Linked DNA regions of Homo sapiens: region 1 is linked to region 2. Evidence: read pairs that join two places in POLR2A ChIA-PET (ENCODE). Cell type or tissue: Caco-2. All regions are shown on one strand. Links, peaks and the distances in the headings refer to the core of each region. The heading gives the core; the rest is flanking DNA. Region 1 holds the start of ERVMER34-1 (endogenous retrovirus group MER34 member 1, envelope). Region 2 overlaps LINC01618 (long intergenic non-protein coding RNA 1618).

The links. ChIA-PET counts read pairs that join two places held together with the same protein. Peaks named below come from ENCODE experiments on the same cell type or tissue, not always from the same donor. Only the 100,000 strongest peaks of a DNase experiment are listed, where the experiment ranks them.
Region 1: POLR2A ChIA-PET joins it to region 2 with 16 read pairs; 3 of 35 experiments call an interaction of 5 or more read pairs at or near these places.

The regions. Positions count from the first base shown.
Region 1 is chr4:52,744,485-52,760,961 of GRCh38, forward strand. It overlaps ERVMER34-1 (endogenous retrovirus group MER34 member 1, envelope), which reads right to left and starts at 6,941. Exons shown (of 3, transcript NM_001242690.2): 1 at 6,859-6,941; 2 at 6,446-6,585; 3 at 1-1,459. The coding sequence starts at 1,036. It overlaps LOC124900185 (small nucleolar RNA SNORA26), which reads left to right and starts at 3,653; the gene lies at 3,653-3,775. LOC107986281 (a long non-coding RNA gene) reads left to right here and starts at 6,483. Exons shown (of 2, transcript XR_001741691.2): 1 at 6,483-6,939; 2 at 7,550-9,073. In Caco-2, for the core only: no CTCF peak of the experiment used is centred there; DNase peaks (open chromatin) are centred at 6,407 and 7,177; H3K4me3 peaks cover 1,990 bases.
Region 2 is chr4:52,808,652-52,825,128 of GRCh38, forward strand. LINC01618 (long intergenic non-protein coding RNA 1618) reads left to right here. Exons shown (of 5, transcript NR_040106.1): 5 at 6,502-6,813. Among named protein-coding and RNA genes, the nearest start is that of LINC01618, 27 kb to the left of the region's middle. RefSeq lists enhancers at 7,532-8,137, 8,138-8,742. In Caco-2, for the core only: no CTCF peak of the experiment used is centred there; no DNase peak of the experiment used is centred there; H3K4me3 peaks cover 519 bases.

The sequences.
Region 1 (16,477 bases), core at 3,158-11,157, 63 kb before region 2:
TATGAATGAAGGATCTCAGGTTTGTAATTTGGCTAGCATTTAAGGTGAGGTATCTGGTGAGGGAAGGTACAAGATACCCAAGTCCACATCGCCCAGACCATTTAGGTGGAAACCCTTTGTACACCCCATTGCCGCACAAAAAAAAGAGGCCAGAGTTGTTCACAGACAAGGTCAGATTGGAACCTGTGAGCCACCAGGTGGGGGTCCGGTGTCCATCATGACCTTTGTCATTAGTTATGCTGGCATCTGCACATCTCCATTTCCCATGTGCCTCTGTCAGGCCATAAGAGCAAAATAGGTTGCGAAATAGCTGGTACAGAAGGCCTTTGGTTTGGTTTTGGCAGCTATAGAGACAGGTGTCATTACCTGACCAGGTCAATCCAGAATTTCGATCTACCCATTTGTAGTCTTGGGTATTGGGCAGACCAATCAAGGGAACAGCTGAGCTGTTCCAGGTCCGGTTTGTGCAACCTGCAAACCAGGAACATTGTCTAGTGCCTAGGCAAACACTTGTATCATCATCATCGTTCCTGGATTCATTTGTAACATCTATAGAGGGCATGAAGGTGCCATCTGTAGAATCAAACCATAGTATTTGATTACAGTATTGTTTAGGTATATTACCTAGGAAGGGTCCACTGCCATTTTTATTTTCTACGCAAAGAGAAAAATTTCCCTCCAATAACCTTACTTGAGCAAAGGATAGACCTTGAGCTTCCATGGAGGCTTCCCAGTGCCAAGTCACTTTACGATAGGAGGAAGTAGAGTGATTCTGTACTTCTGCTTGTGGATACCACACCCTTTCATACATCCATTGTCCAGAATAGGTCCACCAGGTGCTTGCACTGGCAGGAACAAAAACTAGTTCGGGTTGTTCTGCATTATCTAGATGTTCACATAACCAGCAATTAGACTGATTAGTCAAGATAGATAGTGTCCGGAAAACTGGAGCAAGCAGGTGCTGAGGTTGTACTAGAATTGTCAAAAAAGCAGTAAGGGTTAGTTGAAGCAGGGCATAGTTTGAAAGGGAGCCCATAGTGGAGGAACAGGCTAGATTAAAACAAGCAAACTCCAGACAATGGAGATTCAATGAAAGGGGAGGGTTTTGTTTAAATTTCTAAGTCAGAGAATTTTCCAGGTTGAGGAGGGAAGATGTTTCAGCTAGTTGGAGATGGAGATGAAGTTCTTGGTCTGAGATACTGAGTAAAGCTGTCTACTTCATCTGCTCATGGAGCCTGTGAGTAGGTGCCAAAATTCCTCAATTTGAGGTAACCCATAGCCTTGGCCTTCCAGTTGTCATATAATGATCTCAATCTAGCTTCCTGTGGCTTGTACAAATTCAGGAATTTTATTTTGATGACTATGTAGGTGGTTAGCAGTACTTCATAAGGTCTCTTCTTTTTCCAGGGAGGTTACAACACATCTTTTCTTCTAAAAACTTTCAGATATACTTGATCACCTGGTTGAAAAGATGGCAGGGTCTGTTAGTGAAAGCCACACATTTTTACCTGTTGAAAATATGCTCCAAGTATACTAATTATTGTATATAATTAGTCACAGTTTTGAATTGTTCACTGAAGTCCTCACAATGCACATTCAATCTATGAAAGTTTTAGAGATGCCAGTAGGCACAGAGTAGCCAAAAACTATTTCAAAAGCAGTCAGTCCTCCTATTTGGAGTATTCCAGACCTTTTTTGTTTGTTTCTTATTTTTTGTAGCGATGGAGGTCGCACTTTGTTGCCCAGGCTGGTCTGGAACCCCTGGCCTCAACTGATCATCCTGTCTCAGCCTCCCAAAGTATTGGGATTACAGCCATGAGCCACCATACCGGTCAGTATTCCAGATCTTTATAAGGACCAAGGGTAATGCTTCTGGCCGTCTGAGTCCAGTTTATTGACAGATTTTTTCCTAGAGTTCATTTTATGTTTAGATTTTTATGTTTCACTTGCCTTGAGGATTGAGTATAGTAGGGGGTATACAATTTTAATGAATATCCAAGAGTTTTGCAAGTAACTGATTTAATTCTGCGTAAAGTGAGTTCCTTTATCTGATTCAATTCATAAAGGAATGCCAAAACAAGAAATAATCTCAGTTGTTAGTTTCTTTTCCACTGTTATGGCCTTAGCACATCTAGTTGGATAGCACAGTCCATCCATTAAACATGCAGTGAGAACAGTCTAAGGCTGGAGACAAATCTATAAAGTCCATTTAGAGTACCATAAAAGGCAGTGTGGGTCTTGGAAGACTCTTTGCAGTATGCTTACCATCTCTAGAGTCTTGGTGAGATTTACAAGTACTGCACTGGGAAATAATTTGATCAGAAATGCTATGGATGCCAAGAGCCAACTGTCTTTTGGCTCTTTTTGGCTCTTTTGATCATCCTATTCACACATATGTAAATACCTTAAAATTTTCTGTATACTAATTATGTTCTGACGTTTGGAAAACCTTTCCAGCTGAGGGCCGGGCACGGTGGGACACACCTGTAATCCCAGCACTTTGGGAGGCTGAGACGGATGGATCACTTGAGGCCAGGGGTTCAAGAACAGCCTGGCCAACACAGCAAAACCCCACCTCTACTAAAAATATAAAAATTAGCTGGGCATGGTGGTGTGCGCCTGTGGTCCCAGCTACTCGGGAGACTGAGGGAGGAGAATCGCTTGAACCCAGGAGGTGGAGATTCCAGTGACCCAAGATCACGCCACTGCACTCCAGGCTGGGTGACAGAGTGAGACTCTGTCTAAAAAACAAAACCAAAAACAAACAAACAAAAAACCTTTCCAGCTGAGGAGAGACTACCTTTCTTAGGGACTAGCCAATTCTCAGAGATAACAAGGGGCCAACCAGGAGCATGTCTTTGATATACAAACTAATCAATCCAGAGCCATACCTCCTCTATCTGGCCCTTACACACATGTAAGCAATTATTTGTCTGCCTTAATCATCCCAGGGCCAAGTGCTATGCAACTAGGGGACAACCTCTACAATTTGAAATCCATTGAAATTATTCAAACTAGCCAATCCTAAGCTGTTCACCCTGCCCTGCCTCTTCTTTCCCATGGAGGTTAACATATACATCCCTGGCCTTGAGTGAAATGAAATGACCCAGGCCACAAGCGCATGACCAGTGGGACTGGAGGGTTCCTTGGTGCATTTGTCACCAAGGCCCGAATCTGGCTCTCTTAACAGAAAGGCAATTGACACCCATGGGCTCACTTAGCAAAACAGCTGCTTCTAATGGGGATTGCAGACTTAAAGAAACTGAGATGCAGCCGGGCACAGTGGCTCATGCCTGTAATCCCAACACTTTGGGAAGCCAAGGCGGGCGGATCACCTGAGGTTGGGAGGTCGAGACCAGCCTGACCAACATGGAGAAATCCCATCTCTACTAAAAATATAAAATTAGCCAGGCGTGGCGGCATATGCCTGTAATCCCAGCTACTCGGGAGGCTGAGGCAGGAGAATGGCATGAACCTGGGAGGTGGAGGTTGCAGTGAGCTGAGATTGTGCCATTGCACTCCAGCCTGGGCAACAAGAGGGAAACTCCATCTCAAAAAAGAAACTAAGATTCATGAGCTGTGGACCAGGGAGCAGTGCAGGGAGTAGTAGCAAACCCTGTAAAAAAAAAAAATCTTAAATCACCCTTTCTTGTGCCCCTTTTAAGGTTGACACAGTGCATTAAGCAGAAGGGTTAAGTAAGTCTCCATAAAACCCAGAGAAGAGAATGTAAAGCTCCTCTTTGGAGGAGCTAGACTCCTGTCTGGAGTCACAGCTGAACAAATTCCTTACAGTTTAAGCACATTTGTGATATTTTTGCATATCACATATGATGCATTCAAACTTAACCTTAGCTTTGACAGTGCATAAAAACCAAGTGTTGGTATTTGACACTGTAAGCAGTAATGGCCCAGCAGAATAGTATAGACTGCTTTCACCTGAGAACATCTGAAGACTGGCTGACTCTGGTCATAATGCCTCCCAGAACCAGATTTCAATGGGTACGGACATTTGAACTGTTACCTACTTAGGCCATGGAATGTCTCAAGTTACTCAAACTCACCCGCAAAGGCCTTGCGTCACTTGCGTTCCTCCTGATCTCGAAGGCAGGTGTGCACACTTAGCAGCTGGCTGTTGCTACCAATGGATTCCCAGTTGTGCTGCCTTTGCCTAACCTCTACATGCTCTCCCAGGCATAACCACAGAAACCTTCACTGAGATATTGAAATTAGCATTAACCACCCCACACACCTGTTTTTATTTACTCAGTTTTGACAAGCCTTTCCGTGTATATTGCTGTGAAAACAATGAGATAGCTGTAGGTATTCTAGGACAACTTTCTTCCTCTCAGGTAAGTTGCATAGCATATTTTTTTTTCTTTTTTTTCCTTAGAAACAGGGTCTCACTCTGTTGCCCAAGCTGGAATGCAGTGGTGCAAGCATGGCTCACTGCAGCATCGAACACCTGGGCTCAAGAGATCCTCCCACCTCAGTCTCCCCTGTAGCTGGGACTACAGGCATGCACCACCATACCTGGCTTCCTTTTTTAAAAAAAATTATTTTTAATAGGGACAAGGTCTGGCCATGTTGCCCAGGGTGGTCTCAAACTTCTAAGCTCAAGTGATCCTCTCATCTTGGCATCCCAAAGTGCTAGTATTATAGGTGTGAGCCACCATGCCCGGCCTCATAGCATATTTTTCATGTCAGTTGGATCCCGTGGTATCAGGCATGCTCCTATGCCTATGTAGTGACCTCAGCTGCCATCCTAATTGACAAAGCCATTAACCTTACAATAGGTTCTCTTATTTACCTTTGTTTCCCATTCTGTGTCAACTCTTACAGTTCCATAAAAGAGTGCCTTTCTACTTGACAGACCAACCCCTCCTCATCTTGCAACTCTGTAATGCTCTAAACCTGTACCTCTCCCTGATGGAGAACCCCACTCCACATCACATGATTGCCTTACAGTCACAGAGTTGGCTTCTAAACCACAAGAAGACCTCTTAAGATACTCCTTGAGCCATCCACACTTACTCTGGGCCGGGTGTGGTGGCTCACACCTGTAATCCCAGCACTTTGGGAGGCCGAGGTAGGGCAGATCACCTGACGTCAGGAGTTTGAGACCAGCCTGGCCAACATGGTGAAATCCCATCTCTACTAAAAAATACAAAAATTAGCCAGCGTGGTGGCTTGTGCATGTCTTCCCAGCTACTCGGGGGATCACTTGAACCCAGGAGGTGGAGGTTGCAGTGAGCCGAGATGGCAGCCTGGGCAACAGAGCGAGGCTCTGTCTTAAACAAACAAACAAAAACAGACTTACTCTATCCTGTGACAACTCTTATAAACAAAATTCTCAGAAAGATAATAACCAGCTATGACATAGTGAGCTTGTACACTGGTGAAAGAGAAAACGTACACTACTTACACTGACTAGGTATACCCTGGGACTCTGCCATGTCCTTGGCAGTTTGGAAACCCCATAGATGATGATGATGATGATTTGAGACGGAATTCTTCTTATTATTATTATTAATTGAGATGGAATCTCACTCTGTTGCTCGGGCTGGAGTGCAGTGGTGCGATCTCCGCTCACCACAACCTCTACATCCCAGGTTCAAGCAATTCTCCTGCCTCAGCCTCCCGGCTAGCTGGAATTACAGGCATGCACCACCACGCCTGGCTAATTTTTGAATTTTTAGTAGAGATGGGGTTTCACCATGTTGGCCAGGTAGGTCTCGAACTCCTGACCTCAGGCAATCCGCCCACCTCGGCCTCCCAAAGTGATGGGATCACCGGAGTGAGCCACTGCGCCCTACCCCCCCATAGATTCTCGACCTCAGCATATACTCCCATCACCAATGGGCATATAATTGTTATCCTATTACAGTCTATTTATTTTCCTACATAAATTATTATTGTTCATTGCGCAACACTTAGGAAACTGATAGAGTATCTTTATGGAATTGTAGGGCTGAGAAAGCTGCTAAATGGGCAGGCAAAAATGGACTCCCTGTCTCTCCTCCACCCAGCTTGCGACCCTCCTCTTATCTCTGACTCACGTTCATTGTCGGGCAAATGCCCCACAACCTAAAACAGACATGGCTACCAAAGGGGGCCAAGCAGTTATGCGATGGATTAGACATGGGACCAAATGGACTTCTTTGGCCACTGTGCTCACAAAGGGGAGACATAGGAGAAGCTCAGGAAAAAATAAAGCGTTATACTCACAAGTCCTAAAGACAGGAACCATGCCAACCATACAGGGCCACATGGGAAAGACACCAGGATGGTCAACAGGCAGAAGATCATCGTGAGGGAAAGGTTCAGAGCACAGCCTCTATTGCCTTCCTGTTAAGCGAGCAGGATTCAGACACCAGGAACCCTCCGGTCCCACTGGCCACGTGCTCAGGGCTGGGTAATTTCCTCCCGCTCAAGGGTAGGAACATACCTGCGCTTAAAACTGAGGCTGCCGCACCTCCGCAGACGTAGACAACGAATTCCTGGAGCCCAAGGTCGGCCGGGGTTGGGTTCCTGTCGCCGCACGCGTGGCCCGCCCGAAACCCGCTACAAAGTAGCGGCGTGTCTGCCCTAGGGAGGCAAAGCGCAAACTTGTTACCGCGCCGGGACCTGCCCCGGGATTCTCCCAGCGGCTCCGCAGGACGCAGCGCCTGTGCCTCGCGCGGCCCTGGGACGGGCACGGCCGTCCGCCCCCTGGGCCGCCGAGGGCTGCTTTACCCCTCCGTTCTGGCCGCGGGCAGCAGAGGAGCTCGGGGCGGGCAAAGCTCGAGGGGACACGGGGCGAGCCCAGACCCTGCCTGGGAGCCCTCCCCGCCGGAGACCAAAGGGCAGAAACGCACTCACAGTGCAACTCCGAGGGATAAACTGGCCGACGATCGCCGCCAGGCCAGAAGACCAAGAAGAAGGCTCGCGGCGGGAACTGAAGTGAGCGGGGACACACGAGGGCTGGGAAGATCCTGGGTTGGGGCGGAGCGGGGCTGGGAAGATCCTGGGTTGGGGCGGGGCGGGGCACCGCAGAGCGGACAGCCGGATTCAGGCACCAGGAACCCACCGGTCCCACTGGCCAGGTGCTCCGAGCTGGGTGATTTTCTCCCGCTCAAGACTAGGAACATACCTGCGCTTTCGGCGCAGGGAAGACTCTGGGCGAGGGCGGGGCTGGGAGGAGGGCCGCGGGGCAGGCAGCCAATCCCAGGAAACTTCGGGACGAGGGCAGGACGGGGGCTGGACGGGCCCAGCCATTGGCCACCTGTGTCCACTGCCTGCCTAGGTCTGGCTTCCTAGGTCTGGCGGGTGAGACACAAGGCGAGCCTGCACGAAGCATCCTTCGAACCTCAGGTACCCTGGGCAGGAGAATCGGCTTCTTCAGGCATCCTGCTGGGCCTTGGCCCTCGTCGATCTGGTTCTCTCAGCCCCTCGGTTTCTCCCCTGGGGAGACTTCGCGATTACCCTCTCCTCCCCTTGGCGCCTAGGCTCTCAGTCACGCGACCGCCTAGAGCCCTGAGCTGCTATTTATGCCGCGTTTTTATTCACTTAGGTATTCAGCACGCCTTCATCAGGTGTGTACTCTGTGCCAGGCAATCTTCTAATCCTTAAATGGACGAAACAAAGGCCTCCCTTGGACTGACATTTTTAATGAAGAATAAAAACCCATAATGAAATATAAAAATATTAACGTTATAAGAGCTAAGGGAAAAAACATGTGTTACAACTTGAAAATACAAAAATAGGAAATCATCTTTCTCTGTGGACGAATGAAACCCCTGATTCTAAGAAACAAAGAAACAAAACTCATCATGACTGGTGTTCTGTACTCTTTGGAAAATACGTTTTACTGTAGAAATGACTAAATGCGATGAAAGACTCTTTACCAGAAGCAGTGGCTGGTTGGCGGCGCCTGTACGCCTGAGGAGCACCCTTTTTGTGTCCATGTTTGATAAAGCAGAAGAGACCTAAAGAGACAAGGGGCGGCCGGGCGCGGTGGCTCACTCCTGTAATCCCAGCACTTTGGGAGGCCGAGGCGGGCAGATCATCTGAGATCGGGAGTTCGAGACCAGCCTGACCAACATGGAGAAACCCCGTCTATACTAAAAATACACAATTAACCGGTTATAGTGGCGCATGCCTGTAATGCCAGCTACTTGGGAGGCTGAAGCAGGAAAATCGCTTGAGGCAGAGGTTGCGGTGAACCGAGACTGCGCTATTGCACTCCAGCGGGCAACAAGAGCCAAACTCTGTCTCAAAAACAAACAAACAAACAAACAAACAAAAAAAAAACCACAAGGGCCATCGCTCTGGGGCGTGGGACATATGGTCCGCAGTTGGGATACTAACTGTTGTATGGATGGGGGAGTGGTCCTCAAACCCTGGAGCTTCTCAGTCCCTGCCTCTTTCAACCTCTAAATGGGCCCACTGCTTTTCCCTTCCCACTGTTCTGCCGGCTGGAGCACCCCCAGCACCAGCAGCGCGGCTCCCACGCCTCTGGTCTGGGCTCTGCCAGCCCCACGGGTCTAAGCTCTCCCCAGGCCATTATTTTTTGTCTCCTCTTTCTTCATTGAGGTCCTCTCTCTGTCACTTGCTCTTTTGCCTGGCTCAAGACATGGGTTTAAACACTGTTTATACTACCCCTTGCTAATGTTGACTCACTACCCCATATCTTTTTCTTTTTTCTTTTTTTTTCCAAGTAGCACTCTTTGAGATGTCCTTTTATTGATGTTTCTTTACACGTTGTTTTTACATGCATTACAGTGTGATGAACATATCCATCCACTGAAATAACATTATTCTCAACTACGCAAAAGAAAGCAATACTCTTAGAAGAATCCTTTCTGCATATGTCTTTAGACACTTTTACATTCATAACACTGGTCACCAACCCATTTCTATGTTTAAGTAACTTGACTTTTTCTCCTTCTCCCTTTCTCTACCTATTAAATTCACATTTTATTTTACCCCAAGCTACTTTTACCTAGTACAGTGTCTATGTTTTTCACTGTAAGATTGAGTAAGGCCAGAGATGAGGAGAATAGTGATTGTGAAATAAAATGAAAGATATACTCAATTCTTGGGAGCAATAGCCTTGTTGTTGGGTTATGTTTATTCATTTATAAAACTAATGAGAACCTACCATAGTCAAGCACTGTAGTAGACCTGAGAGAAAATAGTGAATAAAACCCCAAATCAAGGACCTTGCCCTTGTGGAACTTTTAGTATAGTATATGGAACAGGCATTGATACACGAATCCTGTATAAATGTAAAATTACCACTTAAGAGCTGGAGTGGTGGTGTCAGGGACCTAGCTGTCAGTTTGAGGGAAGGATGATTAAGCACAAAATTGAAGATCATTTTATAAAGCAAAAGAGTGGAGCTTGGGGTATAGGTAGAGGAAAGAGGATGTACAGTGTGTGTGCTCTAGGAAGGAGCTCACTGTATCCATGGACATGTAGAAAGGCTGCCATGACTTTCTACACAAAAAGCCAAGGGGTGAGGTGGGGTGGAGAGAGATATAGGATAAGGCATGATATAATCTGGGCTACAGAGGGGATGTGGCTGGAGATGCTGGTGACTGCCAGACCATGCTGGACTTTGTAGACCATGTTTAAAATGTCCATAAATGATGCTCATTAATAATGTGTTGTATAAATGCATGTCAATAAAAGTTGATGTTTGCAAGACCAGCATGTGTTCAGGCCAGCATGTTCACAGCTAATAATAGCTAACCATTATTGCACACTTATTTCATTCTTTGCACTCCTTTAACTGCTCTGTATAGATTATCTCATTTAATTTTTCCAGCTACTGTACCCAATAGGCAAGATTAAATTCCTCATTTTAGGCAGAGTGTGGTGGCACATACCAGTAATTTCAGTGTTTGGGAGACCGATGTAGGAGGATCACTTGAGGCCAGGAGTTCAAGACCAGCCTGAGAAAAATTAGCCTATTGTGGTGGCATGTGCCTGTAGTCTCAGCTACTCAGGACGCTGAGGTGAGAGGCAGTGAGCTATGATAGTACCACTGCATGCCTCGGTGACAGAGCAAGATCCCATCTCTAAATTTTTTTTTTTTTTTTTTTGAGACGGAGTCTCGCTCTGTTGCCCAGGCTGGAGAGCAGTGCTGTAATGTCTGCTCACTGCAACCTCCTCCTCCCGGGTTTAAGCGATTCTCCAGCCTCAGCCTCCTGAGTAGCTGGGATTACAGGTGCGCATCACCATGCCTGGATAATTTTTGTATTTTTAGTAGAGACAAGGTTTCACCATGTTGGTCAGGCTGGTCTCGAACTCCTGACTTCATGATCCACCCGCCTCAGCCTCCCAAAGTGCTGGGATTACAGGGGTGAGTCACCACACCTGACCTCTAAAAATTTTTTAAAAAATCTTCATTTTGCCCTTGAGGATCCACATATTGCTTTTTTTTTTTTTTGAGATCTAGTCTATTCCCAGTCCAATAGTGTAGATGGTTAGTAAACATATTAGGAGTTCTGAGCACATCTAATCAGTGTAGTAGCTCGTGACTCAAATGCCACTCTAACAGTTGCACATGTGTGCACAAACACAAATTTAGAAAATTGAAATTACAGCTGCAATGGCAAGACGGTAGACACAGAATTCCATGGCAGCATGGAATTCTCAATTTCTGTAACTTTGAAGGTGCTTTTCTTTAAAAAATTGTGGGTCTTAATTTGGAATGCTTTAAAATACAGAATTATATTAAGGCAGTCATATTGGAAGATGCATGTTGACCTGCTGAACCTAAATAATACAGCTTCCTCTCCTGTAGGATTTGATGATATGGATTTTAAATAGTGCTTTTTCTTTAAAAAAAGTTCCTTAAAATGATTACATATTATCCATTATGCTTAGCATCCAATGTATTCTATGAAATCACTATATAAATTAAAGTAATAATTTATACAGTATGGTCAGACTAATTAGCATAAGGCACTCAGTTGAAAGTAGAGCTGAAATAAATGATTGAACTCTATTAAAGAAAATTGAGTGAAGAGACAGACCAGCTTCTTCTGTAGCATGATTTTAATGAGGCTGCTGAGTTGAGTTCTGTTCTGTATCAAAAAGGGAACACAAATCTCTTGAGGTTCTATTTCTGGCTCTACCAAAGGCTTTGCTCTTATACCTAGAGCAAGATGGAACCTGTTACTTTTTTTCAATCTGCAAAATGCAGGCAATGTTTTTAGCTTTTTTCACAGGAGTAGCAGGATTAATGAGTACCACAAATGGCTTTCCCTATTTTGTAACTGCAAATGCATTCTTGTTGCCATATTTTCATGAGAAATGAACATCTGCTGGTTTTTTCCAATAAGGCTAAAACTTTCAAATGTGGAATATGTAGGTTATGAGCTCCACTTTAAAATTCCAGTTCCAAGTTTAAACAAAAGGAGAATAAGATAAATATTTCAAGTACTAACAAAACAGTAAAGAAGGAAGTGAAAGTGTTCTTATAAATGGAGATCTTTTTTTTTTTTTTGGAAATCTATTTATTTTCGGTAAGATTAGTAAGAGTATCTGAAATATGTTATTAAAGCTTATGTTGAACGAGGCTGGTTTGCTGGAAAAGATAATTTCAAAAGTAAATTGGTATGTCCATGGGAATTAATATGGCAAGCCTGTTGAGAAGTTTGTAATTTGTTAGTTTTTATTTTATTTTATTTAGAGACAGAGCCTTGCTATGTTTCCCAGGCTAGAGTGCAGTGGCTATTCACAGGCATGATCATAGCACGCTACAGCCCTGAACTCCTGCGCTTGGATGGTGGGCATGTCTTGCCAGATAGCAGTAACTCGAGCAGACCCTGCGAATTACCCTATGTTTCTTGGTGAATGTTTGTTCAGTGTTCTGAGGTATGGACCCCAGGAATGGCTAAATCAGATGTTTACACCATACCTGTAAGAACACCAGGACCCTGACTCGTTCCTTGGAACACAAGTCATACAAGGAAGCGAAGGCCTTTGTTTTGAGCGGAGTAGAGGCTACTAAGTAGAGGCTGCCAAACGAAAATACCTTTATAACTTACATGTTATTCACAAAATAGCAGTGGTTTTCCTGTCCAGCATGCCACTCCTGGATGCCCGGTATGTAAGCCCCCGGAATAAAACTCCATGTCTTGCCTGCTGTCTCCGGATCTTTTTTATTAGCCTCTCGGCGACTGTACCCTCCCAGCTTGCCAGCCTGGGGATCCAAAACGATGGGGCTCAAGCAATCCTCCTGTTTCAGCCTAGCTGGGACTACAGTCATGTGCCACTGTATAGGGTAATACACTTTAGAATGACTCTTGATAACTCTGAGATCTATCAGTCCCCGTACTGGGCTGGGCGTGGTGGCTCAGGCCTGTAATCCCAGCACTTTGGGAGGCCAAGGTGAGTAGATCTCTTGAGCTCAGGAGTTTGAGACCAGATAGCAGTAACTCAAGCAGACCCTAAGAATTACCCTATGTTCCTTGGTGAATATTTGTTCAGTGTTCTGAGCTACGAACCTGAGGAATGGCAAAATCAGATGTTTACAGCATACCTGTAAGAACACCTGGATCCTGGCTCATTACTTGGAGTGCAAGTTGTACAAGGAAGCGAGGGTAACATGGCAAAACCCCATCTCTACAAAAAATACAAAAAATTAGCCTCGTGTGGTGGTGCACGCCTGGAGTCCCAGCTACTCAGGAGGCTGAGGTGGCAGGATTGCTTTTTGAGCCTGGGAGGCAGAAGTTGCAGTGAGCTGAGATCATACCACTGCACTCCAGCCTGGGCAACTGAATGAGACCCTGTCTCCAAAAAAAAAAGAAACCTAGCATTGATGCTGAGGGTCTGGGATTGATGATGTACATGAAATGAGAAACATTCTTAAACTTCGTGATTACACAGATTTCCAGCTAGTCAACGATACTTTTATCCATCCTAGGTGACTCTTACTGTCCTATACTACTGTAGGAGAGCTCAGTCCTTATTTCAGCAATTGGGTGAGACACACATTGTGATTGTGCTTGTTTTTGAAAGACAGAGTCCAGGTCGGAATCACAGGGAAGGAAATCAACTACTTCAAAATATTGAACTGGTTAGTGGGAAGCGCTCAACTTCTCACTCAGAAATTCCAAGTGGAGAAATTTGCAGTAGAATAATGTGCCTGGCTTGCCTCGGCTCCTTCTCTCACTCTTCCCCAGGGAAGGAGGAGCATTTTCTCTGATTGGTGAGTTTCAAGAAGTAACTGAACAGGGAATGGCAGACTCTCCCTGCCTCCAGGCCTCTGAGATTGCTGACCTGCAAGAGCTAGTGTAAATTAAAAAAAATTTTTTTTTGCATATTTTTTATGCATATCTATGGAAGTCTTTTTGTTTGTTTGTTTGTTTCCTTAAGATGAAGTCTTTCCCTGTCATCCAGGCTAGAGTGTAGTGGCACAATCGTGACTCACTGCAGCCTCGACCTCCTGGGCTCAGGAGATCCTTCCCACTTAGTCTTCCAAGTAGCTGAGACTACAGGTGTGCACCACCATGCTTGGCTACTTTTTGAATTTTTTTGTAGAGATGGGGTCTTGCTATATTCCCCAGGCATCGAACTCCTGGACTCAAGCCATCCTCCCACCTGTGCCTCCCAAAGTGCTGGGATTATGGGCGTGAGCCACTGCACCTGGGTAGTGTGAATTCTGTTTTCTGCAACTGAGCCCATTCTACATACTTGGTGCTTCTGGCCAAGCTGTTATTAATGTTCATTATGTGGACTCCAGGATGGATTTTACGTAAAGAATGAAGACAACATCTATTCATAAAATTCCCCCAAATCAACTATCACCTCATTTCAGTAACTTACAGGAGAAATTGCCCTCTTCGTATAGGCTGATATTCAGATGAAATTGGACTTAATAAATATTCTGTTTTTTTGCTTTTGCTCACATTCTTCTGTACCCTTGACGACAGTGGCTGTGGACATGCAGAATGAATGGAAAAAGTGTCATGTTTTTACATTGGACCTTTCCTACTATTATAGCACAGTAGCTAACAAATATTTGAAACTTAACAAATATTTGTTGATTGAATGAATTATTACATTCAGGGATAAACTGAAAATGTTTTATTTATTTATTTTTGAGACAGAGTTTTACTCTTGTTGCCCAGGCTGGAGTGCAATGGTGAGATCTTGGCTCACTGCAATCTCTGCTTCCTGGGTTCAAGCTATTCTGCTGCCTCAGGCTCCTGAGTAGCTGGGACAACAGGCATACGCCACCACAGCTGGCTAATTTTGTATTTTTAGTAGAGACGGGGTTTCACCATGTTGGCCAGGCTGGTCTCGAACTCCTGACCTCAGGTGATCTACCCTTGGCCTCCCAAAGTATTGGGATGACAGGCATGAGCCTCTGTGCCCACCCAAAAGTGTTTAAAAATCACTGTAAAATATTCTATAATGCCCTTAATCAGATTCTAGTAGCATGGTGGGTTACTTACTGATTCAGCCTGGGAGTCTTACCAAGCTAATTTTGGGACAGATCCATCATGGAGGCCATGGGTGTGCAGTACTGAGAAAGCTTTTAAGCATTTATCACATGAAAGAGGGCACTACCACATTAGCCTGGATCTCATGTACACACATAGATACAGGTTCTCAACCAAGGTTTCCAGGTGCAAATAGTTAAAAACGTTAGAGTCCATCCTGGACAGGCAGCAAAGAAAATGATATAGCTTTCTGCTCTCTGGGGTCTGAAGCTCCAGCCTGTGTCCCATAATGGCTGTCATCTTGTCATTCACTTCACCTTTAGCCCGTGTTTAATAAGCCCCTTTCTGCTAAATATGCTGCCTGACTTCTTGGACCTTCTAATGTCACATATTCCAACTGCCCATCCTTGCTCTAGTTGACCTGTTTCCCAATTGTTCTCTCTCTTTCTTCCCAGACTCCTGAAGACTCTCGCTTTTAGCCATATGGGTGAAGGGTGATCTGCACATCCATTCATGCTCTTAATCAGACAACAGGTACTTGGGAGCACCAACTGTGTATTGGGTAGTGGGCTATGTGCTAGGGATACAAAGATGATCAAAACATGGTCCTAACTCACAGGTGATGATTGTACAATAAGTGATAAGGTCAAGGTAGCACTGGGCACTATGGGGGACAGAGATGAGGCATCAAACCAGGCTGGGAAGGGTTCCAGGAGCAAAGCTGCCTTCCTCCGGTTGCCATGTCCCAAAGAGCATCTATTTATAAAGGTGAAATTGAGAATCCTGAATAAGTCCTAGAACAAGACCAGAAGGCTTTGTGCTTCTGGGAGAAAATGGATAGGTAGACATGGGCTCTGAGGAGGAAGGAAAGTTCTACACACATTAGAGAAAATGTTAAGTGTTTAGGTTACTGGGCTTAGAAACAGCATTTGTACATCTTTGTGATGGGGCCTTATTGGCACTCTTTTAAAATTAGTCTTGGGGAACAGGGTTAAGTGGGGAAAAATATATCAACTAAAATTTGTTTATAATGCATAGGAAAAAATTGTGTGTGTGTGCTGTAGGTATTTTTACTGCCATTTTGGAGGAGGTTTATGGTTTCCTAACAAGCTCTGATTATTAAAAAGCATGTACTTGTATAGACAAGTTGAGGGAAAAGCCTGATTGACATTAATCTCACACATGTTGCTGGGAAGAATTTTTTTTCCTGGTTGTCTTTGAAGTGAAGATCAGAGGTGATTCTTTGTTACCGAAAAAACTTTGATGTTTTCCTGCACTACTGCTCACAGCCAGGATGTAAACACTAACATCCACAATCATTTTATGATTAGAAATTTGTTCAGGAAAACATAATTTGTTATTGCTCAGTTGTGACTTTGAAATGTTCCCGGGTGTCTTGAAGGGAAAAATAGTTCTAGAACAGAAGCATTGACATCCATTAACGAAGTCTATTTAAAAACTTGTTTAGCTGAAAATGAATGCATCAAAGTGGCAACAAAAGAACTTGCTTTAGTACAGTTGGAGTGGGAGGGAATCAGGATGCGTCCGACTGCCGAGCGCGTGGGACTGAGCCTGAGGTTTTGGAGCTGGACAGGCTCAGCTTTGAATCCTGGCTCTGTCATTTATTAGCTATATGTCCTAAAGCAACTTACATTATCTCAGGTTCTTCATAAAGAAAATGAGCATAATAATATTGTTAGAATTCAGTTCCAGTACGTATTTAAGGTGCCTAATATGAGTAGATGCTCAAAATGGTAGCTATGTTGATCTTGAACAAAGTCATTTCACAAAATTTTTACTCTGAAGTGTCAAATGATATGGCATGAGTTTTAAATGTACTAAATGGTCCAAATGTCTTACCTTGCACAACTCCTCCTGGTATGATATTGGCTTCTGTTTTTCCTGATTGATATAGAAGGCTGAAGGTGCTAGAATGTGACTCATCGAAGTGCATGGGTGAGACCTGGCAGAGACCCTTTGGACCAGTCCCACGTGTTGACATATATACCTGTGGTTTTCCATATGCTATATTGACAGAT
Region 2 (16,477 bases), core at 1,568-9,567:
TAGTTACTCCCAAAATAAAACACTTAGGTATAAATCTAACATCATAAGACATGTATGATGATCACTACAAAACACAGATTAAAAATAAATCAAAGAAGACCTAAATAAATGGAGAGACATATCATACTCATGGATTGGAAGACTCAACATAGTAAAGATGTCAGTTGTCTCCAGTTGATGTACAGATTTAATGTCATTTCAATCAAAATTGTAACAATTATTAAAAAGATAGAGAGAAGCTGATGCTAAATTTTATATGGGGAGGCAAAAAAGTAAGATAACCAAAACAATTCCGACAAAGAAGAAAAAGTTTAGAGAAATCATACTATCCAATTTTAATACTTACTCCAAAGCTATAGTCATCAAAGCAGTGAAACAATTGTGAGTACTAGCAAAGAGAGACACATAGTTCAATAGAAAAGAAATGAGAGTTTAGAATTAGACCCACACAAATATATCTAACTGATCTTTCACAAAGGCAAGTCAAAGGAGAAAGAATAGCCTTTCAACAAATGTGGTTTGGACAAGTGAACATCTATATGAAGAAAAAGAAAGAAAGAAAGAAAAGAAAGAGAGAGAAAGACAGAGAAAGAGAGAGAGAAAAAAAGGAAAGAAAGGAGAGAGAAAAAAAGAAAGAAAAAGAAAATAACTTTAACCTAACCCTCACAGCTTACAAAAAAGTTAAAAAGAATCATAAATCTAAATGTAAAACTTAAAACTATAAAGTTAGTCTTCAGTGGAATAGATCTAAAAAGTTAGATCCTTTCAGTCCATTACATTTTAAAGAGAAAAAATTAAATTAGCTGGGCGTGGTGGCATGTGCCTGTAATCCCAGCTACTTGGGAGGCTGAGGCTGGAGAATTGCTTGAACCCAGGAGGCAGAGCTGAGATCGCCCCACTGCACTCCAGCATGCGCAACAGAGCGAGACTCCGTCTCAAAAAAAAAAAGAAGAAAATTTAGCAAAAAGGCAATCTCCCCTTTAATTTAGAGGAACAATCGGGAGTAAAAAGGAAAGAAAACATACTGGGAAAAAAAGAATTGGTGAATCACATGGAGAAATGTGGCCTGGGAGATCTACCTGGGAACACGAATCCCCAGAAATAGCAGTGTCTTGACAGCCTTTGAACTCATTTATTCATTCACCAAATATTTACTGAGCCCCTTCTATATCTGAGATTCTAAGTACACAACAGTAATCAAAAAAGAACCCATCTTGTTCTATACCCATGGAGATTACACTGAAGCAAGGGAAATAGGCTTTAGACAAATACTAATAAGTACATAATAACAACCTGTGAAAAGTGCTATGAGAGAAACAACAGTGTAAAAAAGTAACTAGGTGAGGTGATGGATGTGTTAGTTTGCTTGACTGTAGTCATCATTTCACTTTGTGTATGTATATAAAAGCATCATGTATACCTTAAATACGTACAATACAAACTTTTTAAAAAGGGAACGGGAAAGGGGAGAAAAGAGGAAATAATAGATTATCATCCTAGGAAAGACCAAAAGGGAGGCCTGCTTTAAGTTGGGATGGGGATCAAGGAAGGTGTTCCTGAGGAGGGGTCAGAGCAGTTGAGCAGGAACAAGCCAGAGAAAGACTGATGGGGAGAGGGCTCCAGGCAGGGGTGGGCTACACATCAGACCTCAGCTGGAAAAGTGCTGAGGGAATATGAGAAATGGAAATATAAGAGACGAATTGCCTGTGTGGATGGGGAGGGGTGGCATGAGATGGGGCCGAAGAAGACACCCAAGGGCTTTTATGCAAGGGAGTGACATGATTCAATGCAAGCTGTCAAAAATTTGCATTGTCAATGTATGAAAACTGGCCTTGTGAGAAAGTAAGGTAAGTGGTTGGAAAGTCTTGACAGAGGTCTATGGTGGACTTATTGGTGACATGTCAGTGAAGATGAGAAAAGTGAACAGATTTGAGAGGTGTTTTGAAAGCATTAGTTTGAGGATGGGGCGCAGTGGCTCACACCTGTAATACCAGCACTTTGGGAGGCTGAGGTGGGCAGATCACGTGAGACCAAGAGTTAGAGACAAGCCTGGCCAACATGATGAAACCTCGTCTCTACTAAACATATAAAAAAAAATTAGGTGGGGCCGGGCGCAGTGGCTCATGCCTGTAATCCCAGCACTTTGGGAGGCCGAGGCAGGCAGATCACGAGGTCAGGAGATCGAGACCATCCTGGCTAACACGGTGAAAACCCGTCTCTGCTAAAAATACAAAAAATTAGCTGGGTGCGGTGGCGGGCACCTGTAGTCCCAGCTACTCAGGAGGCTGAGGCAGGAGAATGGCATGAACCTGGGAGGCAGAGCTTGCAGTGAGCCGAGATAGAGCCACTGCACTCCAGCCTGGGTGAAAGAGCAAGACTCCGTCTCAAAAAAAAAAAAAAAAAAAATTAGCTGGATGTGGTGGCAGGCACCTGTAATCCCAGCTACGCAGCTACTTGGGAGGCTGAGGCAGGAGGATCACTTGAACCAGGGAGGCAGAGGTTGCAGTAAGCCGAGATCGTACCATTGCTCTCCAGCCTGGGTAACAGAGTGAGATTCTGTCTCAAAAAAAGGAAAAATAAAGTGTTAGTTTGAACACTGTAAATTGTCCATATTTGGCCTTTTTTTTTTTTTTTTTTTTTTGAGATGGAGTCTCTCTCTGTCACCCAGGCTGGAGTGTAGTGGCTCTATCTTGGCTCACTGCAACCTCCACCTCCCTGGTTCAAGCGATTCTCCTGCCTCAACCTCCCTAATAGCTGGAAGTACAGGCGCGTGACACCACACCCAGCTAATTTTTGTATTTTTAGTAGAGAAGGGGTTTTGCCATGTTGGCCAGGCTGGTCTCGAACTCCTGACCCACCTCAGCCTCCCAAAGTGCTGGGATTAGAGGTATGAGCCACCATGCCCAGCTGGCTTTTTTTTTTTCTACAAAGATGAAAATTTCATATGATTTGGTCTAACAGATTTCGCAGGACTGGTGAAGGAGTTGGAGGGAGGAGTTAGGAATAAGAATGACCCCCATGTTTCTGGCCTTAGCTGCAGAGCATATGGAAGTTTATTGAGATGGGGAAGACTGGGGGAGGGAGAGGTGCTAAGGTGTGGGGGTTGGTAGAAGAAGCTCAGTTGACAGATGTGAAGTTTGTGATATCCGTGTGATGTCCAAGTAGAGATGTCCATGAGGCAGTTGTTACAGGATTTGGGAGCTCAGCAGAGAGTTCTAGCTAAGACACACATTTAGGATTTTTAGCATATTAGATGATATTGATATGTGGGAATGGATACACGCATCTAGAAGAAAGTTTAAAATGAGGAGAGAAGAGGGCCCAGCACCTCCAATATCTGGAGACTGGGTATAGGAGGAGGAGCAGCAAGAAACTGGAGAATGAGTCAGAGCTGCAGGAGGAAAACCAGGAGAGTGCAGCCTATGAAGGCCAAAAGAAGAGCAGGAGTCAACAAAAAAGAGAGAACGGTAGACTGTGTTGGATGCTCCTGAGGGGTCTAGCAAGAGGAGACATTGATTATTTGTTGTTTAAACTCCAGGTTAAGGCCAGACATGGTGGCTCACACCTGTAATCCCAGCACTTTGGGAGGTTGAGGCGAGTGGATCGCTTGAGCTCAGGAGTTTGAGACCTGCCTGGGCAACATGGTGAAACCCCATCACTACAAAAAATACAAAAATTAGCTGGGTGTGGTTGCACACACCTCTAGACCCAGCTACTCAGGAGACTGAAGTGGGAGGAATTGCTTGAGTGCAGGAGGTGGAGGTTGCAGTGAGCCGAGATTGCACCACTGGATTCTAGCCTGGGCAACAGAGCAAGACTATGTCTCAAAATAAATAAATAAATAAATAAAATCCAAAGTGAGAAAATATACCTGCTACTCTGTAAAACACAGATTTGGTAACATCACAGAAAAGAAACCCTACTATTGCTGTGAATGGATATAACAATATAAACATATACATTGTGTTTGCTCTGTGCCAGGCACTGCTCTGAGTATTTCTTATATATCCACTCATTTAATCCTCACCACTCCCAGTTTACAAACAGGACAAAGGTAAATAACTTGTCCCATGTCAAAGGGCTAAATGTAATGGAGCTGGAATTAAATCCAGGCATTCTAGCTCTGGGGTTAGTGCTATTAACTATTATACTCTCATGAATGATTGACAGATTCCTTAACAAATTTGAAAGCTGTCATTTGAAATACAGAATGTCACTGCTGATGCATTCAGATAGCTGCCAAAGGTGAAACAGTTTTCAGTTTAGAATTTTAGTGGATTTGCTATAAGGACGTGTTTGTGTGTGTGTCCACGTGTTTTAACTTCTCTAATCCTGGGCAGACCTATTGCCATATGTGGTAGATGGTTTCAGAGATGCTTACAACAGTCTCTCCCATCCAGCATGCCCTTAGCCTCTCCTCCATCAAGAGGAAGGGCCTATTCCTTTCCCCTTAAATCTGGGCTGCCCTTTGTGACTTGCATCAGCTGATTAAAACGGGGTGGAAATGATGTTCTTGGACTGTCAAGGCCTGGCCTCAAGAAGCTTTTAGTTAGTTTTTTTGTTTGTTTGTTTTTTGTTTTTTGTTTGAGACAGAGTCTCGCTCTGTTGCCCAGGCTGGAGTGCAGTGGCGCGATCTTGGCTCACTACAACAACCTCCTCCCAGGTTCATGTGATTCTTGTGCCTCAGTCTCCCAAGTAGCCGGGATCGCAGGTGCCTTCCATCATGCCCAGCTAATTTTTGTATTTTTAGTAGAGATGGGGTTTCACCATATTGTCCAGGCTGGTCTCGAACTCCTGACCTCAAGTGATCTGCCCACCTTGGCCTCCCAAAGTGCTGGGATTATAAGCATGAGCCACCACACCCAGCCAAGAAGCTTTTAGTTTCTGTTTTCACTTAGGAAAAGCAGCCATCATGTAAAGAACTCAAGGCTCTTCTGCTGGAGGGAAAAACATCTGAAAAGGAAGGCCCTGGAAGATGAGACAAAATGAATCCAGAGAGGTCAAGGGAAGAAAAACTGAGGCGTCTCAGTTGAAAGCCAGCACCGCAGCCCGAGATAGATGAGTGAGGCTGTCTTGGATCTCCAGCCTAATGAAATGCCAGCTGGACACAGCTGTGTGAGTGAACCAGCAAACACCATGTAAAACAGTCTTTATGCTGAGCCTGGCACAACCTCCTGACCCACACAGTCGTGAACAATAAGAAATGGTTGTTGTTTAAGCCACTAAGTTTTGGGGTGGTTTGTCTTGCCACAATGTGTAACAGATAAATTCAATCTCAATCCTCTCTCTATGTTCCTGAGAAGAGTGTTAAAGTCAAGGAAGGGCCTTTTACTTTGACTCACAAGTCTACAAGACCTTCAACGCCTGGGTTAGATCCTCTTTCCTCTGTCTCCACTTGGCTTCATGTACCCAATAAAGAAGATTTTGATGTCCTCAGACACCAAAATGTCAGTGGATTTCTTTGGGTCTTGTAGTTATAGGTAACTTCCTGTATTTTTCAATTTTTCTAGAATTAGCAAAAATTATTTTAATAATGAGGAAAGATATACCAAAACTCTTTTTCATAACCGTGGCAGCATGGCAACCACTGTTTGTGGGTTGCACAGCAGCCACTCCCAGACTTTGTCTTTCTTCCCAAAGAGCCTGAAAGAACCAGGTGCTCATCTTCCCAGTCTCCTTTGGTGCTAGAGGCAGCCATGCAATCAAATACCAACAAGATGCCAATAGATACGAAGGTAAGTCTGCTGAGAGGCTTCTGACCAAGAGTTTTCCTTGTTGGGAAGGAAAGAAGGAAGGAAGAAGAGCTCTCTCTTGTTTTGCTCCTTCTGCGCCCTGCCTTTGGTTGTGGACACGTAAGATTGTGATGTTTGGAGCTCTTTAGCCATTTTGCAACCATAAGGTAATGGGTTTACAGTTTAAAAAACTAAAGAAAACAATCTACTCAAAAATAAAAAGGAGGAAAGAAACAGAGATTGAAAAGCACTTGGCTTCTTGATATCATCATTGGTTGCTGAACCAACGCTGAGACTTCCCGTCTGTTGACTACCTGTTAACTAATTGACGAATGTCCGTATAGTTTAAACCAGCATTAATTTTTTTTTTTTTTTTTTTTTTTTTACTCACAGCTGAAAGCATCCTAGCTAATACAGCATCTCTCTGGGTATTGAACATTCTCTTACTGGTACAATCGTCCCTTCAGTATACATGGGGGATTGGTTTTAGGACCACTGCATATACCAAAATCTGCATATACTCAAGTCCTTCAGTCAGTGCTGTGGAACCCATGAGTGCCAAAAGGCAGCCCTCCATATACACAGCTTTCATGTCTTGCCAGTACTATATTTTTGGTCCATGTTTGGTTGAAAAAAAACCTATGTATATGTGGACGTACATAGTTCAAATCTGTGTTGTTCAGGGGTCAACTGCACTTAGTTTTCCCATGCAGCTAAATTCAATTCTTCCCGCTGTAAATTAATCCTTTTCCCTCTTTTTTTGTCACAGTGGGGACAAGACTTGCTGCTTATCAATCTTTGCAGTAGAGGGAATTCTGTGGCAGGCAGCTATCAGACTTGAACTGCAATACCGGCTCTTCCTGGCTTTCCAGCTTGTGGGCCCCGCCTCCATAATCATGTGAACCATTTCCTTAAAATCAATCACCCCCTGTGACTTATTTATATATATATGTATATGATCTGTTTCTCTGGGGAACCCTGACTAATACAATGATCTAAACCAATTTTCTGTTTTGATTTTAGCTTTGTATTACGGCAATTTGCTATCTATCCAAAAATCAATAAAATAGAATTAAAAACTCCCATGCATCTAGCACCCAGCTTCAACAATGGTTAATTTGCAACTTTTCTTTCTCATGCTATACTCCCACCCACTTAACTACCTCCCATATTATTTCCAGGCCAACCCCAGACATTTTATCATTTTACCTATATACCTTTCAGTATGCATCCCTAGAAACTAATGACTTTTAAAAATATAACCACAATACCATTTCCACACTTAAAAATAATTCCTTAATATCATCAAATATTCCATCATGTTTAAATTTCCACCAATTATCTATCTCTTAAAAATTGGGGCTGAGCATGGTGGCTCACACTTGTAATCCCAGCACTTTGGGAAGCCAAGATGGGTGGATCACTTGAGCCCAGGAGTTCAAGACCAGCCTGTGCAACATGGTGAACCCCCATCTCTACTAAAAATACAAAACATTTAGCTGGGAGAGTAGTGGTGTGCACCAGCTATTTGGGAGGCTGAGGTGGGAGGATCACCTGAGCCCAGGAGGTCGAAGCTGCAGTGAGCTGAGATTTTGCCACTGCACTCCAGCCTGGGCGACCAGAGTAAGACCCTGTCTCAAAAAAAAAAAAAAAAAAAAAAAAAAAAGTTATACTATGTATCATTTTTTAAAGTTAATACAGAAGTAGGACCTACTCATTGAAGAAGTTTTGGAAAACATGAGAAAGCACATAGAATAAAAATGAAAATCACCTGCAGTCCCCACCAGCCTATAAGATGCCATTGTATGATTAGAAAAAGATGGACCTTTCCAGCAGGCACAACCTGTGCCAAGATGCCAGCCACCACTTATTGTCTCAAGTGGTACCCCCGCATCCTGCACAAACTGGGCCATTGTACACTCATGGCCCTGAATATTCCACCAGTGTTTACATTTTGAAGTAGAGCCTTCCAGATTGTTTATGGATATAGGCATAATTTTTGTATAATCAGTTCCATGCTATACATTCTGTTTTGTAAGCAGCTTTTTTTTTTTCACTTAATAACAGACCATAGAGAGTGGAGCCAAGATGGCCGAATAGGAACAGCTCCGGTCTACAGCTCCCAGCGTGAGCGACGCAGAAGACGGGTGATTTCTGCATTTCCATCTGAGGTACCGGGTTCATCTCACTAGGGAGTGCCAGACAGTGGGCGCAGGCCAGTGTGTGCACGCACCGTGCGCGAGCCGAAGCAGGGCGAGGCATTGCCTCACCTGGGAAGCGCAAGGGGTCAGGGAGTTCCCTTTCCGAGTCAAAGAAAGGGGTGACGGACGCACCTGGAAAATCGGGTCACTCCCACCCGAATATTGCGCTTTTCAGACCGGCTTAAGAAACGGCGCACCACGAGACTATATCCCACACCTGGCTCAGAGGGTCCTACGCCCACGGAATCTCGCTGATTGCCAGCACAGCAGTCTGAGATCAAACTGCAAGGCGGCAACGAGGCTGGGGGAGGGGCGCCCGCCATTGCCCAGGCTTGCTTAGGTAAACAAAGCAGCCGGGAAGCTCGAACTGGGTGGAGCCCACTACAGCTCAAGGAGGCCTGCCTGCCTCTGTAGGCTCCACCTCTGGGGGCAGGGCACAGACAAACAAAAAGACAGCAGTAACCTCTGCAGACTTAAGTGTCCCTGTCTGACAGCTTTGAAGAGAGCAGTGGTTCTCCCAGCACGCAGCTGGAGATCTGAGAACGGGCAGACTGCCTCCTCAAGTGGGTCCCTGACCCCTGACCCCCGAGCAGCCTAACTGGGAGGCACCCCCCAGCAGGGGCACACTGACACCTCACACGGCAGGGTATTCCAACAGACCTGCAGCTGAGGGTCCTGTCTGTTAGAAGGAAAACTAACAACCAGAAAGGACATCTACACCGAAAACCCATCTGTACATCACCATCATCAAAGACCAAAAGTAGATAAAACCACAAAGATGGGGAAAAAACAGAACAGAAAAACTGGAAACTCTAAAACGCAGAGCGCCTCTCCTCCTCCAAAGGAACGCAGTTCCTCACCAGCAACAGAACAAAGCTGGATGGAGAATGATTTTGACAAGCTGAGAGAAGAAGGCTTCAGACGATCAAATTACTCTGAGCTATGGGAGGACATTCAAACCAAAGGCAAAGAAGTTGAAAACTTTGAAAAAAATTTAGAAGAATGTATAACTAGAATAACCAATACAGAGAAGTGCTTAAAGGAGCTGATGGAGCTGAAAACCAAGGCTCGAGAACTACGTGAAGAATGCAGAAGCCTCAGGAGCCGATGCGATCAACTGGAAGAAAGGGTATCAGCAATGGAAGATGAAATGAATGAAATGAAGCGAGAAGGGAAGTTTAGAGAAAAAAGAATAAAAAGAAATGAGCAAAGCCTCCAAGAAATATGGGACTATGTGAAAAGACCAAATCTACGTCTGATTGGTGTACCTGAAAGTGATGTGGAGAATGGAACCAAGTTGGAAAACACTCTGCAGGATATTATCCAGGAGAACTTCCCCAATCTAGCAAGGCAGGCCAACGTTCAGATTCAGGAAATACAGAGAACGGCACAAAGATACTCCTGGAGAAGAGCAACTCCAAGACACATAATTGTCAGATTCACCAAAGTTGAAATGAAGGAAAAAATGTTAAGGGCAGCCAGAGAGAAAGGTCGGGTTACCCTCAAAGGAAAGACCATCAGACTAACAGCAGATCTCTCGGCAGAAACCTACAAGCCAGAAGAGAGTGGGGGCCAATATTCAACATTCTTAAAGAAAAGAATTTTCAACCCAGAATTTCATATCCAGCCAAGCTAAGCTTCATAAGTGAAGGAGAAATAAAATACTTTATAGACAAGCAAATGCTGAGAGATTTTGTCACCACCAGGCCTGCCCTAAAAGAGCTCCTGAAGGAAGCGCTAAACATGGAAAGGAACAACCGGTACCAGCCGCTGCAAAATCATGCCAAAATGTAAAGACCATCGAGTCTAGGAAGAAACTGCATCAACTAATGAGCAAAATAACCAGCTAACATCATAATGACAGGATCAAATTCACACATAACAATATTAACTTTAAATATAAATGGACTAAATTCTGCAATTAAAAGACACAGACTGGCAAGTTGGATAAAGAGTCAAGACCCATCAGTGTGCTGTATTCAGGAAACCCATCTCACGTGCAGAGACACACATAGGCTCAAAATAAAAGGATGGAGGAAGATCTACCAAGCCAATGGAAAACAAAAAAAGGCAGGGGTTGCAATCCTAGTCTCTGATAAAACAGACTTTAAACCAACAAAGATCAAAAGAGACAAAGAAGGCCATTACATAATGGTAAAGGGATCAATTCAACAAGAGGAGCTAACTATCCTAAATATTTATGCATCCAACACAGGAGCACCCAGATTCATAAAGCAAGTCCTGAGTGACCTACAAAGAGACTTAGACTCCCACACATTAATAATGGGAGACTTTAACACCCCACTGTCAACATTAGACAGATCAACGAGACAGAAAGTCAACAAGGATACCCAGGAATTGAACTCAGCTCTGCACCAAGCAGACCTAATAGACATCTACAGAACTCTCCACCCCAAATCAACAGAATATACATTTTTTTCAGCACCACACCACACCTATTCCAAAATTGACCACATAGTTGGAAGTAAAGCTCTCCTCAGCAAATGTAAAAGAACAGAAATTATAACAAACTATCTCTCAGACCACAGTGCAATCAAACTAGAACTCAGGATTAAGAATCTCACTCAAAGCCGATCAACTACATGGAAACTGAACAACCTGCTCCTGAATGACTACTGGGTACATAACGAAATGAAGGCAGAAATAAAGATGTTCTTTGAAACCAACGAGAACAAAGACACCACATACCAGAATCTCTGGGACGCATTCAAAGCAGTGTGTAGAGGGAAATTTATAGCACTAAATGCCTACAAGAGAAAGCAGGAAAGATCCAAAATTGACACCCTAACATCACAATTAAAAGAACTAGAAAAGCAAGAGCAAACACATTCCAAAGCTAGCAGAAGGCAAGAAATAACTAAAATCAGAGCAGAACTGAAGGAAATAGAGACACAAAAAACCCTTCAAAAAATCAATGAATCCAGGAGCTGGTTTTTTGAAAGGATCAACAAAATTGATAGACCGCTAGCAAGACTAATAAAGAAAAAAAGAGAGAAGAATCAAATAGACACAATAAAAAATGATAAAGGGGATATCACCACCGATCCCACAGAAATACAGACTAACATCAGAGAATACTACAAACACCTCTACGCAAATAAACTAGAAAATCTAGAAGAAATGGATACATTCCTCGACACATACACTCTCCCAAGACTAAACCAGGAAGAAGTTGAATCTCTGAATAGACCAATAACAGACTCTGAAATTGTGGCAATAATCAATAGTTTACCAACCAAAAAGAGTCCAGGACCAGATGGATTCACAGCCGAATTCTACCAGAGGTACAAGGAGGAACTGGTACCATTCCTTCTGAAACTATTCCAATCAATAGAAAAAGAGGGAATCCTCCCTAACTCATTTTATGAGGCCAGCATCATTCTGATACCAAAGCCGGGCAGAGACACAACCAAAAAAGAGAATTTTAGACCAATATCCTTGATGAACATTGATGCAAAAATCCTCAATAAAATACTGGCAAACCGAATCTAGCAGCACATCAAAAAGCTTATCCACCATGATCAAGTGGGCTTCATCCCTGGGATGCAAGGCTGGTTCAATATACGCAAATCAATAAATGTAATCCAGCATATAAACAGAGCCAAAGACAAAAACCACATGATTATCTCAATAGATGCAGAAAAAGTCCTTTGACAAAATTCAACAACCCTTCATGCTAAAAACTCTCAATAAATTAGGTATTGATGGGACGTATTTCAAAATAATAAGAGCTATCTATGACAAACCCACAGCCAATATCATACTGAATGGGCAAAAACTGGAAGCATTCCCTTTGAAAACTGGCACAAGACAGCGATGCCCTCTCTCACCGCTCCTATTCAACATAGTGTTGGAAGTTCTGGCCAGGGCAATCAGGCAGGAGAAGGAAATAAAGGGTATTCAATTAGGAAAAGAGGAAGTCAAATTGTCCCTGTTTGCAGACGACATGATTGTTTATCTAGAAAACCCCATCGTCTCAGCCCAAAATCTCCTTAAGCTGTTAAGCAACTTCAGCAAAGTCTCAGGATACAAAATCAATGTACGAAAATCACAAGCATTCTTATACACCAACAACAGACAAACAGAGAGCCAAATCATGAGTGAACTCCCATTCACAATTGCTTCAAAGAGAATAAAATACCTAGGAATCCAACTTACAAGGGATGTGAAGGACCTCTTCAAGGAGAACTACAAACCACTGCTCAAGGAAATAAAAGAGGACACAAACAAATGGAAGAACATTCCATGCTCATGGGTAGGAAGAATCAATATCGTGAAAATAGCCATACTGCCCAAGGTAATTTACAGATTCAATGCCATCCCCATCAAGCTACCAATGACTTTCTTCACAGAATTGGAAAAAACTACTTTAAAGTTCATATGGAACCAAAAAAGAGCCCGCATCACCAAGTCAATCCTAAGCCAAAAGAACAAAGCTGGAGGCATCACACTACCTGACTTCAAACTATACTACAAGGCTACAGTAACCAAAACAGCATGGTACTGGTACCAAAACAGAGATATAGATCAATGGAACAGAACAGAGCCCTCAGAAATAATGCCACATATCTACAACTATCTGATCTTTGACAAACCTGAGAAAAACAAGCAATGGGGAAAGGATTCCCTATTTAATAAATGGTGCTGGGAAAACTGGCTAGCCATATGTAGAAAGCTGAAACTGGATCCCTTCCTTACACCTTATACAAAAATCAATTCAAGATGGATTAAAGATTTAAACGTTAGACCTAAAACCATAAAAACCCTAGAAGAAAACCTAGGCATTACCATTGAGGACATAGGCGTGGGCAAGGACTTCATGTCCAAAACACCAAAAGCAATGGCAACAAAAGCCAAAATTGACAAATGGGATCTAATTAAACTAAAGAGCTTCTGCACAGCAAAAGAAACTACCATCAGAGTGAACAGGCAACCTACAACATGGGAGAAAATTTTCGCAACCTACTCATCTGACAAAGGGCTAATATCCAGAATCTACAATGAACTCAAACAAATTTACAAGAAAAAAACAAACAACCCCATCAAAAAGTGGGCGAAGGACATGAACAGACACTTCTCAAAAGAAGACATTTATGCAGCCAAAAAAAACATGAAGAAATGCTCATCATCACTGGCCATCAGAGAAATGCAAATCAAAACCACTATGAGATATCATCTCACACCAGTTAGAATGGCAATCATTAAAAAGTCAGGAAACAACAGGTGCTGGAGAGGATGTGGAGAAATAGGAACACTTTTACACTGTTGGTGGGACTGTAAACTAGTTCAACCATTGTGGAAGTCAGTGTGGCGATTCCTCAGGGATCTAGAACTAGAAATACCATTTGACCCAGCCATCCCATTACTGGGTATATACCCAAATGACTATAAATCATGCTGCTATAAAGACACATGCACACGTATGTTTATTGCGGCACTATTCACAATAGCAAAGACTTGGAACCAACCCAAATGTCCAACAATGATAGACTGGATTAAGAAAATGTGGCACATATACACCATGGAATACTATGCAGCCATAAAAAATGATGAGTTCATGTCCTTTGTAGGGACATGGATGAAATTGGAAACCATCATTCTCAGTAAACTATCGCAAGAACAAAAAACCAAACACCGCATATTCTCACTCATAGGTGGGAATTGAACAATGAGATCACATGGACACAGGAAGGGGAATATCACACTCTGGGGACTGTGGTGGGGTCGGGGGAGGGGGGAGGGATAGCACTGGGAGATATACCTAATGCTAGATGACACGTTAGTGGGTGCAGCGCACCAGCATGGCACATGTATACATATGTAACTAACCTGCACAATGTGCACATGTACCCTAAAACTTAGAGTATAATAAAAAAAAAAATTAAAAAAAAAAAAAAATAACAGACCATAAACATTTTCCCACATCACAAAATTTGCTTCCCAAGCATGACTCTCTGTGGCTACACAGGGTGCCGTGTATGACTATACTATAATTGGTGTAGCCAGTGAGAAGTTGTTTAAACCTATTGCCCTTGCAGTGCAATGCTATCTTAAAATACAGGCAAGAACATTATGTTCTTTTTGGTAGGAACATTAAAACATGCAGGGGAGTTTCTGCACATGGATTGCATGACTATGAGGTTTTAAATTGATTCCACCCATTGGTTTGGGAAGACAGAGAAAGTATGCTTCCACTTAGTGCAACTCATGTCTTGCGGGGTGGAGAGAGCTGTCTCTTGATGCATTTAGATTCTTAGCTCTTCCATAGTAAACAAGAAGCTTCAGCGAGGGGCAGTGAGTCACAAAAATGGAACATATTTATTTGTATGGTTATTCCCAAAGTGATACAACCAGGAGACCTAGGGTTTGGGGAGCCAACCTCAGCTGATGTGTGAGGCTGGCAGAAGGCCACAGGCATGAGGGTTCTCTTGGACTGGCATTGCTGGGTGTCAGGGCATGAACACACCTCTCCCTGGACGAAAAAACCTGCTAATTGCCTTGTAAGAAACATCATCACAGACTCAAGGAGTTGACTAATGGATTCTCGGAAAATTGCCAGCTCATAATCTCTGTGCCTTGAGAATTGGGATAAACATTGAGGTCAATTGCAAAGCCCTATTTGACCAAACCCACAGCCCACAGTCAGTCCAAAGCTAGAGCCCTAGTGTTTTCTATGCCAGCTCTTTTCATTTTTTCTGAATTCACAAAACTAAATGACTCAGTTTAATGAAGGCATTCGGACTAGGGGAGGTTAAAGGGCAGATGCAAAGCAGGAATTCCTAACCCCAGAGGCCACTCCTAAGGGTCACGGTATTTGGTAAGTGTGTTGAAATACCTCAGATGGGAAGGCCACATACATGAAATCATCAGAAGGATGATTTCACATTAATCCACAAATTAAACTTTAGGAGGAGAGAAGGAGTCCATATCACTGGGCCTTGATGGAGAGCTTTTCTCAGGTAACAGGAAACACAGAACATCAAGTTCTCCTCAGAGATGACTCACATATTAAACATGACCTGCTAGGTACTCTTGAATCTGAAACCACAATGAGCTGTCTCTCATCACTTCCAAGGAACCGCATTTTCTAGAATTTCACCCAGTTCTTGTATCAGAGACACTATTGGATGGTATGAGTTTTCTAGGACTGCTGTAACAAAATGCCACAAACTGGGTGGCATAAAACACCAGAAATTCCTTCTCTCACAGTTCTGGACGTTAGAAGTCTAAAATCAAGATGGTGGGCAGGGCCACACTCCCTCCAAAGCCTCTAGGGGAGGATCCCTCCTTGCCTCTTCCAGTTCATGGAGGCTTCATCCAGGTGTTCCCTGGCTTCTGGCTGCATAGCCCTAATGTCTGCCTCCTTCTTCATATGGGCTGTCTTCCCTCTGTGTATGTCTGTGTCCAAATTTCCCTCTTATTATAAGGAAACCAATCATATTGGGTTAGGGTCTGCTCTAATGACCACATTGCAACTTGATTGCATCTGCAAATACCTTATTTCCAAATAAGGTCATATTCACAAGTACCAGGAGTTAGGATTTCAACGTGCCTTTTTAGAAGACACAATGTGACCCATGATAGCTGGAAAGTCGAAGGTCCAGAATTATAGATACAGCTGCATCACCAACTGCTGTGTGATCCTAAGCAAACTGCTTTTCATCCCTGGGCCCAGGTATCCTCATCTGTCCCCACAATTACCCTCATGACTCGCAGATTCAATTTCTTTCAGATCAGTCAAAGGGAATAGACTCATTGTAGAAAGGGTCTACCAGGCGGGAGCAGCATCACAATGCTAGCAGGCAATGCCAGGACTGGTGTGGAGGGGTCTGTGTGATGGCCCGGGTGTGCCGAGTGGAGAATGAAGGGCACCAGGATACCCCCAGAAGTCTCTGGCTAAGGCCTTTTGTGGTGCCGGCAGCCACGCCATACACTAAAGAGCAACCAGCCAAATTGCCATGCTCCTTCCCCCTGGCCCTGTAGGCAGCCAACCCCTGGGACAGCAGTCATGATACTCAGTTCTAAGGCCCAACAAGCACAGCCAACAGCCTTTGGCTTCCAGAGCTCATCATGAAACTGACATGAGCAGGTGAGATCCAGTTGGCTTAAACAACTAGCGTAATCAATCCAGACTAAATATACCTCCCCTTGGCCCAGCTTAAATATTTAGACAGCCACAATGCCTGTGTGCAGAGGCAGTGAGTGGATGAGAAAGTTTTAGCTCTGGTGAGGCTGAAGGGACTTGACATGTTATTGAATCAAAGGCTGTAGAAGGTGAAGCTGGGGCCGCCACACATTCCAGGAATGCGGATATAGCACTCTCAGTGTGTATCTGAGGCTGACAGGGTTTGACAATCTCCATCTGGGAACAATAACCTCGAGCAGCAGGCCAGGCCATGCTGAGGGCTGCTCTGCCTCCCTCCTGGCTCTGCCCCTCGTCTCTGGCCCTGAGCTGTGCACTCTGAGATGGATAGTGGAGGGGAAGTCCATGTACCATGGTCCTCTGCAGCACTGCTCTGCATG